Linked DNA regions of Homo sapiens: region 2 is linked to region 1. Evidence: chromatin contacts called from ENCODE Hi-C or POLR2A ChIA-PET data. All regions are on one chromosome and are shown on one strand. Each heading gives the region's core, a stretch centred on a gene start or an enhancer-like site at or near the end of the contact. The rest is flanking DNA. Distances are from core to core; before and after follow the strand shown.

What was found. A loop is a pair of places that touch in the nucleus more often than their neighbours do. ChIA-PET counts read pairs that join two places held with the same protein, here RNA polymerase II (POLR2A). Pooled maps may share reads with other maps.
Region 2: a pooled map shows a loop between it and region 1 (5-fold over the local background). The contact joins two enhancer-like sites. A Hi-C loop is called at or near these places in 6 of 50 pooled maps. POLR2A ChIA-PET finds 5 or more read pairs at or near these places in 2 of 52 experiments (PC-3 and activated CD4-positive, alpha-beta memory T cell).

What each region holds. Positions count from the first base shown.
Region 1 is chr12:89,242,177-89,249,038 of GRCh38, reverse strand. No RefSeq gene overlaps it. Among named protein-coding and RNA genes, the nearest start is that of DUSP6, 110 kb to the left of the region's middle. RefSeq lists an enhancer at 1,010-1,611. Within about 2 kb of position 4,183, at least 3 of the 41 ENCODE cell types and tissues checked have a DNase peak (open chromatin) inside an H3K27ac peak, as active enhancers do.
Region 2 is chr12:89,131,099-89,138,357 of GRCh38, reverse strand. No RefSeq gene overlaps it. Among named protein-coding and RNA genes, the nearest start is that of LINC02458, 120 kb to the right of the region's middle. Within about 2 kb of position 2,222, at least 3 of the 41 ENCODE cell types and tissues checked have a DNase peak (open chromatin) inside an H3K27ac peak, as active enhancers do.

The sequences.
Region 1 (6,862 bases), core at 2,934-5,433:
GAAATGTGAGGGTGACAAAAATTTCTAAATTGATATTTTACATGATTTTAAATATCTATGACTAAATTAATAAATTATTAGACTTTTGATTATTTTATCTCTATTTCTAAAAGTTTATATAGTTCCAGTTGGTGAAAAAACAGTTTTTAATCTTCTCCTTGGGAAAATAGAAGAATTCCTTATATTCCAAAGCATACAATAATTTATCCAAGTTCACATATCTGAAAGTGGGATGCTTGAGATTTGAACCCAAGTCTGTCTGCTTTATGGGCTAGTAGTGATTATTGGTATAATGGATTTCCAAAATCCCGGTTCTGGGGACTGTGATTTAAAAAAATCGTGTCTGTGTTTGTGCTGCCGCATTCTTTTTCTAAGTGTGTTTTGCAGAGTTGGTAGAGTGAATGCATGCAAGGATCTAAGAAACGAAGTGCCCTGTCGGCATATAGGTGCAGTCAGAACGAGGGTTCCAGTGTGTATTCAATGATGACTGTCAAGATTATTATTCCTTTCTTTTGTCCTTCTGTTCAGTAGCTCATTTTTACGTTTAAAGGGGAAATACTTTTTCCAGAATATTTTTTTTTCACAGCTTCATTCTATAGAGGGGAAGATGAATCTTCAGCAGGTAAATGCACTTCCAGGAATATATCTGGCCCATTATAATGTAGACATTACATAAAGAGTCTTAGGTAGGTCATAATACCTCTCTAGCCCCGTCTCCTCATTTGGAGAACAGGGACATTGATCTTTTATAATTATTTGTCCTCTCTCCAGTCACCCCTCCCTCTCCCCCTAAAATGGGAAGCTATTTGGAATAATGCTTATGCAATAATCCTCTTGCCTTAGGATGAGTAATTATGCATAATGGAAAACACATGAAAGTATCTTGTAAGACTATTAGCTTCCTCCTCTCCCATCCACATACCCCTACTATCTACTCCCATATATTTTGCTAAAAGCACCTGATATAAATCATGTGATACTACTTCTTGGTTTAATGCGCCAAATATTGTATTCCATTTATTGCCAAAGGCTACTGAAGCCTGCCTTTACTCTTTTATATAGGACACTGACTTTTTCTCCTCCCCCGGTTGAACACTGCACGAAAGAATCCAATTTATTAGGCTAGTGGCTGTTACTTGGATGTGCAGACATATGGTCCACAAACTGCTTCATTCTGTTTTAAATAAGTTCCTCCTGATGGGCTCCATTCTCCCTGCCATTTATGCCACAGGTGAAGTAATGAAGATGCTTATTGTGGCTTCCTGTTAATATTCCAAGGCCGGAGGCTCTGAACAGCAGGATGTCTGTTCTCCAGCTGTTTTTCCAACAGGAAGAAGGGATAAAATAAACAAAGCACACACAGTAGTTCATTTGAAACCACAGGTAGTCCACAGCTGCAGTAAAAACAATTCAGGGTTGCCAAACTGGTCTACCATCATAGATCACATCAGCAAAAGCAACTTCAAAATACTTTCAGGGTATTTGAGTTTCTTTCACATTCTTCATATCCAGAGGGAGCTGACGTGTAAATCCAGGTTTGGATCAATGAGAGCTAATTCTCCTGCTTTTTAAATGATTTTTAAGTGGAGTTCTATGCAGCAGAAATGAGGAAATCTTGGTATAAACATGCAAAAATTACTACCATATACTAGTTTGATCTTAAATTTGAATATAAAATGTAAAATGTATCTGAACTGACAAGTTTCAAAATAAGAATCTCGTGTAACACTCTTGCTAATATCTTTTACGTGATATAGAAAACGTGAATAAATATGTAAGCGTCATGTGAAATCTTTATTGAAGGAGAACCCAGAACCCGGTTCCTGGGCCAATTCAATACAGATATAGATATATAAGTTTGGAGTCCTAACCTATTTTTTAAATATAAGCTTGATGGCTTAAAACTTAAGACAATAGATACTATATAAGGCCAAAATGCATTGTTGATTTATTGCCAACATGAGACTGCAATTCTCGATGTCCATGACAATGTGTCCCCAAAGAAAGATCAACTTACCTCTTAGTCATCTATAAGTTCTAAATCTTGAACTTTTGAAATTCTGACAATGAATTCCCAAAGACTCTTTTTTTTTTCTTTTGAACAAGGTGTGCATTTATTCATCTCAATGAAGCAATACTCAGTGCAAGGCCAAGTATGATTCAGAACAAAATTGAAATTGGATTAAACAAACCATGCAAATTCACAAGCTTGAATGGCTATAGACACTGTCAATGAACACTGGTAGTATTGAAATGGACTTACCAAGCCAGTCAGCCATGCTTACCTGTGTGATAGTGGCCACGGAAACACATATGCACTATGTTTTATTATGTTTAGTTATTTGCTACGTTTAGAGCTTATTTGCAAACTTCTGGTATTATTTTTCTTATTTTCTTTTCCTATAGTCACCATTACCTAGGTAAAAATTGACGTTTGTGGATAGTATTGTCTGAGAAGTTTGATGGATATCATAGTTTCACTCAAAGGTAAATGGATGCTTAAAAACTGCATTTGCACATCCTGGGATTCAGTTCTGTGAATATTTTGAGACTTGTTTTTTTTGCCGGCTGTAACCAAGACTTACTATACCAATCTTAATTTATTAAAAAAAAAACCCCAATAACAACAAATACCTTAGGTTAAGAAACAGGTAACTGGATTAAGGCTGAGCACATAATCCCTGCTAACCTTGTGGTATGGTAGAAAAAGCACTGAGCTTGAAGTTGGCAGACACAGGGATACATATGGTCTTAGCCTTCATGTATCATTCAACAAATATTGACCAAGAACCTGTAAAAGGTTATTGATCACAGATTCTGTACCCAATAGTCTATGAGACACAAATAAAAGATACAATTGCTGCCTTCAGAGTGCACATGAACTTACTAAGAACACAGACAGGAAAACCAAGGATCATACCACAATGTAATGAACGTAAGAGAGAGCTGCTTAGCTTACCTTGCCTCTCCTATTTTATTACAATTTCTTTTTGGGGGGAATCACCTCTCCTCCTTTGTGTGAATTTAAGTGGGATGATAATTTCTAGTGACCAATGCTCACTAGACAAACTGAAAAGAGTGATCTTCCTCTCCCACCCTAGCACAGTCACAGGCTAGTTCAGACTAGTCATGAGACCCAAGGTTGGCCGATGAGACCCTCTTTTAGGATGTTGATACTAGGATGGAGAGAGTATATTCAGGGCATTCTGAACTGAAGTGAGGTAGAAACATCCAGTCCTGATGCTTTCAAATATAAGACAATTATACCCTCTGGTTCTTGGTTTTAACTCCCCTAAATCTTGGGCATTTGCAAGCTTGTTCCTCTATCTGCTATTGAGCCGCTGATACATTATACTTCCAACAAGTTCTCTTTTGGATTATTGGTTCTGGTTCTTGGCTTTAACTCCCCTAAATCTTGGGCATTTGCAAGCTTGTTCCTCTATCTGCTATTGAGCTGCTGATACATTATACTTCCAACAAGTTCTCTTTTGGATTATTTTGATTCAGTTCCTAATGCTTTCAGCCAGGGATCATGAAAGAGTATCATAATCTAGAGTTGGGGTGAAGGGAATAGTAGCTGTGGCAAGAGGGCAGCTTGGAGGAGGTAATGCCTGAGCAGTATCTTTAGGGACAAGAAGGGATTTACAAAGTAAGGAAGTGGGGGAAGGGAATTAGAGGTAGAGGAAATACCACATGCAAAGGTTTGGAGGTTAGAGCAGCTAGGGGTCGGTGTCACTCAGAGGAAATGCAAGTAGCTTTGGCGGTTGCTTTGTAGTTGTATATGTGTGCACATGTATGAGTGAGACAGAATTCGGAGAGCTGATGCCTGATAGGCCTCTAAAGAATATGTGGTAATCAGCTCTTTCCTCTATTAGCATAAACTATGCCTTAGTAATTGGGATGGTATCTAACCTGGCGTGGCTTCGAAAAGAGGCTTAGTAAATGTGTAGTGAAAAGATGTGACTGTTGAATTCAGTTCCTCTGAAATACTTTCTCCAAGATTTTTGGAGTTGGAAGGACTTTGTCAGGTCACCTGTGTCCTGGGTGCCAAAAATCTATGTCTTTTCTGGAGACTGTCCCTCAAAACTGTTAATTCTATTCCCTAGTTTAGGCAATATTGCACAGGGAACATTCCAGGCAGTTGGAAACTTTTCCTGTTTACATACCTCTGGAGAAGGAGGGACCAAGCATCATTCCTGTTGGACCCTTCAGTTTGTAGCAATGTTTTCTGCCAAGTAAGTTCCTCTTTATCTAACCGAAGTCATCTATGCTGCAACTTGCCTCATTTCCTGTTGCTCTCCCCTTAGAGGGTATGAACAGCATGGGCTTGTCACCCTCCTTGGTAATAACAACCTTTCATATGCTTGACGTTGATTACTAAATTGCCTTTAGCTTTCTCTTCCAGTTTTCTTAGTCTGTTTTTCAGCCTTTAATCATCTCTGTGGGTCTCTTCTCAACCACGTCCAAGTGCACAAAGTGCCTCTTAAAGCAATTTTCAGTTTCAAAACAAAACACCAAACTTCTAGGCTTGTTCCAACTGGCAAAATGAAATGACTTTCTAAGAAAAAAATATGAAAAAAAAAGATATTTCAGGGGTTCCTGGAATGTGAAATTATACTCTAACCAATTAAAGCAGGAATAAATCTTTTGATATTGGTCTTTTCAAGCTGATTTAGTTTTAAGTGAGGTTCTTGTCAAAAGAGTCCCTAAAAGAATTAGGAAAGATCAACATAATAAATGTTTATAGAGCACCCACTATGTGCCAGGCATTTGGCATGGTACTAAGAACTCATAGGTAAACACGACTTGATTCCTACTATCAAAGAGCTCATGGTCTAGGAGTTAAGGCAGAAATAAACAAAAGCCATTCAGTGTGATAGATACAATGGCAAATAAGAGAAAGAGGAAAAGTGGGGGCAGAAAGGAAGAAGGTGGCAAGTCTAGCTGGTGAGGTCAGGCTTGAGCAGATTCTTGAAAGAGGACTAAGAGGTTTTCAGTTTTGGAAGGTAGGTGAGGAAGGATGTTCCTTTTCTGGGCAGAGAGAGCAGCATGATAAGAGGTATGAAGACACGAAACAGCATGATGTATTTGGTGATTAGCTTAGGATGCCATAAGCATGTGGCAAGAGATGAGGATGAGATCACAGAGGGCTTCATGGACTACTCAGAGGAGTTTGGATTTTATGTGGCAATGGGAGCCATTAAGTGTTTGTGAGCAATGTAGTAATTTAGGAGAACTAGCTGCCTAGAAGAATCACTGGGCTAAGCAGAGCATATCAGAAGGAAATGGGGCTGAAGTATGGTTGTCCTGGAGACTGACACAAGAGCTAAGAGGTGGTGTGATTGACAGATGAGAAATGATGTAGACTGGGTGACCTGTGGCTCGGAGGAGATGCTCAATGAAGAAATTAAGAAGGAAATTGAAAAATGTCTTGAAATAAATGATAATAAGAACCCAACATACCAAAATCTATGGGATATAGCAAAAGCAATACTAAGGGGGAAGTTTATAGCTGTAAGTGCCTACATTGAAAAATAAGAAAAAATTCAAATAAACAACCCAATGATGCATCTTAAAGAACTAGAAAAGCAAGAGCAAACTGAATTCAAAATTAGTAGAAGAAAATAAATAATAAAGATCAGAGCAGAAATAAAGGAATTTGAAATGAAGAAAACAGTATAAAAGATCAATGAAACAAAAAGTTGTTTTTTGAAAAGTTAAACAAAATAGGCAAACATTTAGCCAGACTACCTAAGAAAAAAAGAGAAAGATCCAAATAAATAAAATCAGAGATGACAAAGGATACATTACAAACAATACCACAGGAATTCAAAGGATCATTAGTGGCTACTATGAGCAAGTGTTTGTCAATAAATTGGAAAATCTAGAAGAAAAGAACAAGTTCTTAGACACATACAACCTACCAAGATTGAATCGTGCAGAAATCTAAAACCTGAACAGACCAATAATGAGTAACAAGATCAAAGGTGTAATAAAAAGGCTTCCAGCAAAGAAAAGCTTGGGATCTGATGGCATCACTGCTGAATTCTACTGAACATTTAAAGATCTAATACCAATTCTACTCAAACTATTACAAAAAATAGAGGAGGAGGGAACACTTTCAAACTCATTCTCAATATTACCCTGATACCAAAACCAGACAAAGACAATCAAAAAAATAAGAAAACTATAGGCCAATATCCCTAACGAATATTTATGCAAAAATCCTCAACAAAATACTAGCAAGTTGAATTCAAAAACTCATTAAAAAGATCATTCAGGCCAGGCACAGTGGCTCACGCCTATAATCCCGGCACTTTGGGATGCCAAGGCGGGTGGATCACCTGAGGTCAGGAGTTTGAGACCAGCCTGTTCAAAATGGTAAACCCCATCTCTACAAAAAATTAGCTGGGTGTCGTGGAGCATGCCTGTAATCCCAGCTACTCAGGAGGCTGAGGCAGGAGAATTGTTTGAACCCGGGAGATGGAGGTTGCAGTGAACTGAGAATCGTGCCACTGCACTCCAGCCTGTACAATGGAGACTCCAAGAAATATATATATTTCATCATGACCAAATGGGATTTATCCTAGTAATGCAAACATGGTTCAATATACACAAATCAATCAATGTCATACAGCATATCAACAGAATAAAGGACAAAAACCATATGATCATTTCAATTGATGCTGAAAAAGCATTTGATAAAATTCAACATCCCTTTATGATTAAAAAAAAAAACCCTGAAAAAACTGGTATGGAAAAAACATACCTCAACATAATAAAAGCCATATACAACAGACCTGCAGCTAGTATCTACTGAATAGAGAAAAAACTGAAAGCCTTTCCTCTAAGATCTGAAACA
Region 2 (7,259 bases), core at 973-3,472, 110 kb after region 1:
TGGAATAAGAAGGTAGCTATTTAGCACTTCTGATTAGCACTCACAGCTCCCAAGACCTAGTCTTCTGTGTGGTGCTTACTTCTCTTTCTCTAAACAAAATAATGTTAAAAGTGCCAATGATAAGAAGACAGCCATAAAAATTGTTTTATGAGCCTCCTCATGCCTTCAATCCTTAAAGAAGCAGAGAATTAAAATATGACTCTGTCAGTCAGGATTCCTAGTTGCAGGGATAGAATCTAGGTCAGCCAATGTAAACAGAAAGAGATTGAATATAAGGTATCAGGTAGCTTGCAGAATGTGAGTGGCCTTAGAAGAACCTAGGTTTCCTGCAGAACATTCTGGAGAATGTGAGATTTAACTTTCCAGCCTGTATCTCACAGCAGGAGGGCATGCTAGGAGATTGAAATGGTTGTTAAATGAACCAGTCTTCAGCATCTGCCACAATTATCATTACCAAATTGTGGCTCATTCTTTTTAAAAAAAAAGTTTAAAAAAATTTCAATAGGTTTATGGGGAACAAGTGGTGTTTGGTTTCTTACAAATGAGTTATTTAGTGGTGATTTCTGAGATTTTGGTGCACCCATCACCTGAGCAGTATACACTGTACTCAATTTGTAGCCTTTTATCCCTCACCCCCCTCCCACCTTTTCTTCTCAGTCCCCAAAGTCCATTGTATCATTCTTATGCCTTTGCATCCTGGTAGCTTAGCTCCCACTTATGAGTGAGAACATCTGATGTTTGGTTTTCCATTTCTGAGTTACTTCACTTAGAATAATAGTCTCCAGTTCCAACCAGGTTGCTGCAGATGCCATTATTTCATTCTTTTTTATTGTTGAGTAGTGTTCCAAGGTATAGAAATATACCGCACAAATTCGGCTCGTTCTTTATTGTTAAGCAGGTGTTTTAGAATATCAGGTCTTGGCTTACATACTGTTAAAAAAAACTTTAGCCAAATTAAATTTAAAATAGTTTAATTGGGCAAAGAATGATTTGCAAATCAGGCAGCCTCCCGAGCCAGAGTGGGCTCAGAGACTCCGGTGCAGCCACGTGGTGGAAGAAGATTTATGGACAGAAAAAGGAAAGTGACATACAGAAAATGGAAGTGAGATACAGAAACATCCAGATTGGTTACAGCTCGATGTTTGTCTCATTTGAACACAGTTTGGACAGCTGGCCACTTTTGATTGGCCAAAACTCGGTTATTGGTACAAGAGTATACTAGAGTCTGTATAGAACTCCATAGGTTATAGTTTATGATATACAGAAAAAACTTTAGGGCAAACTTAAAATATGTAAGGAGGCAGCTTTAGACAAAACTTGATTTAACAATACTGACATAATGATTTCTAAATTGGCCCAGCATTGAAGGAGAGACGTGGCAGTGAACTGACCAGTAAGTGAAACTTTTGTGGATAATTCTGGTAGTATGCTGGCAGAAAACTTAGCAGATTCTGGTCCTCACATTCCTGGGATTTCAGGATTCACAAATCTCTTCCATTTGAAGACACACTTTTATAAAGATAACCTGGTAGCTATAGCAACCCAACACTGACAACTTTGTTTCTGGTGACCCTACTGTTTTTATTTAAAGCACTGTGTTTCTGTAGTGAAGGACTATTTATTGACATTGGAATTTTTGAAAAGTAATATTTGACTACAATATGTTAACTGTAAAGACTCATTCTACCATTAATTATTTTAAAGCATATATTGGGTTAAAACTGTCATTGGCCCTAGGAATCAGCAAATCTTCCTATAAATTCTGAAGCTTGAGATGTCTTAGTTTATGATTAAAAGTATTTCTGTGTAAGTGGAACTGGAATGCTGTAGGCAGGTAATACTGAATAGAATCTAAGACTGATGCATTCTTCTTGGAGTCCTCATTTGTATTCCATGGCAGAACTCACTATAACTGTGCCATTGGGCAAAACATCTAAGCTGTTAAAATAGAGACTCATGGTGCAGTGGCTTAAACAAAATAAGTTTCTCCCTCATGTGTCTGTCCAGAATAGGCAATGCAGGGCTGTTATATTAACTCTGTTATATTTAACACACAGCTTCCATCTCTGTGTCCAAATTGGCTATAGCAACTCTTCTCTAGCTGGTGAGAAGGGGAAAAGAGGAAGTGAAGGGCACATCTCTTCTAGTTAAGGGCAAAATCTACAAGAACCCTTAACACATCATTTCTGGCTCACAGGTTGTTAGTCAGAACTTAGTCACAAAACCACACCCAGTTGCAAGAGAGCCTAGGAATTGCCATCTAAAGTTGGAAAGCTTTGAACCTAGTGAAAATTTGGGTGGGGAATTATATTATTAATAGTAAAAAGAAGGAGCACATAAATATTGGTGGAAGGCAAACAGTCTTTGCTACAATGGCTTGTTAGAAATTGTGAGTTGGTTTTCTCCGTATCAGAGCTGCTTTGTGGGTGGAATTCACTGTGATCATCTGTGCTGGAAGTAGGGCTCCTTGATAGGGTCAGTGAGGAGGGTCTTTTAAATTAATTTCCTGGTATACAGATCAGGTAATAATATAATCTCAGTGTTGAAATGGATCTTAATTGTCACCTAATTCAACCACTCACCTGAGAATCTCACTGAAGCACCTATCTTTTAGACTTGCCCAGTTTCCTATGTGAAAACTAAGGACATGCACAAAGTCACAGAATTATCAGTGACAATCAGGACTAAATCCAGAGAAACTAGTACATTTCAATTTCCTTCTTTTGTTCCTAGATAAATCCTTCTGAGCTTAGTTTCTATTATGCTATGGTCAGAGAAAAGATATTTGTGTTTATTATAAGCTATAACAGTCTATGTGTTTTTACGGTATGTTAAATGCTATAAAATAATTAAGCTATGATATTGATTTATAAGGCCCTTCTTTTGTTATCGTAACAGTGGGGTCTTAATAGAACATAGGTCATGGTTGCACATAATTGGATGATTATATGTTAGTGAAAAGGATATTGAAGTAGAATTCAAATGACCAGACCCACTCTTGGCTATCTAATATCTGTATGACTCCGGGAAAAATCATTGAACTTCTTTGAGGCTTGATGTATTTTTGAAATAAAGAATTGAGCTAGATGGTAAAATACTTAACCATTAACATAGCACATATTCCAACCAATCAAAACGGATGCCAGTCATGAAAAATTCAATTGGGTGGACTAGTGCATCATGGAAGAATGTCACCCAGGTTTAGTGCTATAAATTTTCTCTTGAACCTCAATTGTACACTGTAAAAAGCCATGACCTTAGCCTGCATTTTTTTTTGTTTGTATCATCCTTAGTACTTACATAATGAAAGAGTACATTGAAGCTTCCATCTGACGACTAGATGTTATTTTTAAGCCTCAAGTTTCAAATAAATATCAGAAAAAGTAATGAACGCCTGTAAGATGGTTCTGGAACAATGAGCAAGTATTGTCTATTTAGAAATCCCAGAGTTTCCCAGGTCCTTCTTTAAAGTAAATTTTAAAACAGTGTAGAGACTGGCTTCTAAAATGGCAAGAAATCCATTTAGTCATAAAAGAAACAGTTTCTAGAGCCTAATTCAAAAACCTGTCACATTTCATCACATTTCTAAAGACCTCATTGCCGAAGAGAGGACAATTGTGTGCCTGTACGTAAGCCTGAATATTATCTTTAGTGAGGCCTAGAGATAAATGTTGCAATGAGAACAGGATCCATTTAGGGTGAATTGGACAGAATAATTCTAAGTTATGGCATTGAAATTCCCACTTCACTTATAAGAATGAGATAAGGCAAAACACTCCAGTTAGTGGAACATGAGCTACTAATTTCCTGAAAAAGACAAAAGGAGGGGAGTGTATTGCTCTTACATGGAAGGAACAATTTTCTTCAGTCTCAGTGCTGACAATGAGAGACTGTGACAAGGGGAAAGTGATAGGAGAGGCAGCCTTAGATCAAAACAAAGAACAATGGAAAGCTAAACAATGACTCTTATCAGTTCCAAAGGTGAGTTCACCTTCCTGGCTTTTGGCCGTCCTGTTCATTGAGTGTTGACATGCCTCCATTGACATGCTTCTAAGAGGGCTGAGTCTGTTCTCTGCATCTGTTCTCTCTCTCTCTCTCTCTCTCTCTCTCTCTGTGTGTGTGTGTGTGTGTGTGTGTGTGTGTGTGTATGTGTACATGCATGTGTGCATTTTAATTATTTGTAAATAGCGCTTCTTCTATGGTATTGTTTCTTGGCTCCTGAAAAAGCTGTGGTTCTCTTCCAAATGCATAAACATGGAACTATCACCACAATCTCACCTTATGTACTTGAGAATGTGGGAGATGGATATATAAAAAACACTGGATACTTTGTAACGGAAACCAAGTCATCTTCTAAGATGTGAAAACATTAAAGTTCAGATAATCTGCAGAGTGAGGGAAGGCACTCTAATCCCAGAATTTCACTGATTAAGGTAGTGAATCCTAGGAAATATGGCCCAGTTATCCCAGCTCACTCACCTTCTAGACTTTCTAACCATCTTCTTCTCACCTTTCCTTTCACTCCATCCTGGAGGCTTTTACCAGACTTGCAATTCTGCAGCCATGGAAGAAGTGGGACCCTTTATACTAGACAGAGGAGAAGGAGATGAGGTCCCATCATGACCTCTGACAGCACTTTTATTTATCTTTCTTCTAGGACATCTAGAGTGGCTTCTCAGTTTTTCTTCTAAGAGGGCTGATTTTTTGAGGCTTTTAAACGCTGGGCTGGATACAGAATATAGGAAGAAGAAAGGACTTTTGGTACTGTGTTATCAGGCTAGCTGGCCTTTTCCACACCCTGGCGTCCTGAACCCATCACTTTCCTTCTCAACGTCCTTGGATACACCATATTGATGTATAGGGTCTTGTGATTCCTCTGCAATTCTTTTGGGATGAAATGAATTCTTTCTCTCTTTCTCTCTCTCTGCTCTTCCTTCTTTCATTTCTCTCTTAGTGTGCATTTTTCTTTGTCTTTCTCCCTGTACATGCCACCAAAAAAAGTCTTCATTTTTCGTTGAATCACTTCCACATTTCAGAATAATCTTGGGAAGATGTATTTCTATGGGGTAACTATAAAACCTAAACTATCTGTAAGTTCCTCCCTCCTCCATGGTGAAAGTTACATTCTATAATCAAGATGGCTTTGGATCCCTTTCCCATATTATTCTGATATAGTATGTTTCCACACTAGACTGAATCCATTTGGCTAGAAATGGACAGATACTATTAGCTTGACCTTTAGGAGGTAGGATTACAGTTTTATAGGGTAGCTAGGAAAGGTCTTTGAAACATGCATAATGAAGTTGTGGGGTAGAAAGAAAGAAGACTTTGGGATTACTCCACCTTTGTTTCAAATTTCAAGTTTGCCACTCACTGTGTGATATTGGGAAGGTTACTGTAACTTCTTTAATCATCGATTTCCTTATTTGAAAAATAGAGGTAATCATATCTAATATCACAGGATTGTTGAAGTCAAAGCTTAGCCTTGAGAAGATGCCTAATAAATGTGAACACCTCAATTTTCATGCTGACAAGAAAAGCACCAAATCTTATAATCTTCTTTCCTATTAATTGCACCTGCAACTTATTGAGGGCTTACTTTTTGCTAGCCACTGTTCTCAGCATTTTGTCTAACTTAATTCTCACTACAATCCTATGATCTAGGTACTAGCTATACTTCAAGCCGACTAGTGAACAACAGTGGCTGTTGTGGGTTTAAGTGACTTGCCTGAGGATGTCCAGTTAGTAAGCAACTCAACGCGAGAGTTGGACTTGGCTTCTCCCTGGCAAGCTGACTCCAGAACCCTCTCCCTGAACCTCACTCCACACTACCTCCCTATAGCATATATTTCGGGCAAGGATTTTCCTGCACCCAAAAGCAGAATGTCAAAGATACAGAAATTAAAATAACTCTTCTGTGATCAATGGGAAGAGATTAGTGTTTCATTAAGAGCCGCTGTTGAATTGAACCGCCATTGAATTGAACAAGGGCTCTTTACTTGGATAATTATTGTTTGTATTCAGCTTAGACTCATTGTCTGCAGGTTCTAGGATCAGTCATCACAGGTGGAAGGCATAACTTTCTGTACTGCTACATTAAAGCTGAACAGTGCCAACAGCCAGGCATCTGCAGTAATTGCTTTCATGTATCGAGGTCTTGAGGCATGCCTGTGAAAGTTAGAGGAATAATATGGATTTGTAAAGAATGAATTAATTTATTGAAAATTGAACAATGTTTTGAGGTTAAGAGTATTTAAAAAAATTTAAGGTCTAGTTTTTATAGAAAAAATAAAAATGTCTTCCAAAGAGTAAACCCCTTTTCCAAACTTTCTCTTCTGTTGCATTATGTCAACATATGAACTGATGAAGCAAAAAGTGTGAGTCCAGAAATGGCAAAAATCCAATTTCTGAACCACAACATACATGAGTAAAAAAACCAGAGATGATCTGTAGGCAGTCGATTAACATGGTTCCTGAACTTGGATTGCTGAAATTCAAGCTGAATCCAGCTTACACACTGTACCCCAAAGTCTCAATTCTCTTCAGTAGGTTTCCTCTCCTAGGTTCTTTCAGAATCTCTGTTAGAAAATGAAGATGAATTTGCTTGTGATTTGTATATATGTGTTATGTGTGATGTGACATGTGTATGTGTGTATTTGTAAGTGGTTTGGGGGTGTGTATATGTGTATTGTGTTTGTGCATATGTGTGTTTTGGAGTGTGTGTATATGTGTGTGGCATTTGTGTATTTGTATAGGGGACAGATAGATACATGGTGGCTGTGTATGTGTGGTGTGTATTTGCACACAGTGTGTGCATGTTTGTGATATGTATGTCTATGCATTTGTATTTGGAGTTTGTGTGTTCTGTGTTGTGCATTTGGGCATGGGGGTGTGTTTGTATGTGGTTCATATGTGTATGTAGTGAATTTGTATGTGTTATGTGTACATGTGTGTATGTGGTATATTTGCATGTAGTGTGGGGCTATGTCTATATGTGTTGCATATGCATATGTCTGTGTATTTGTGATATATGTGTGTATATTTGCATTTGGGGTGATGTGTATATGAGTTTGTGATAAATTCATGTGGTGTGTATAGTCTGTGGTATGTGTTTGCGTTATGTGTTTATGTTGTATATGCACGTGCATGGTGTATATGGTGTATGCATGATGTGTATATGTATATATTTGTATGGCATGCAGTGTATGTATTGGTATGTAGTAGTGTGTGTATGCCTGTGGAATGTGCATGTGTGTGGG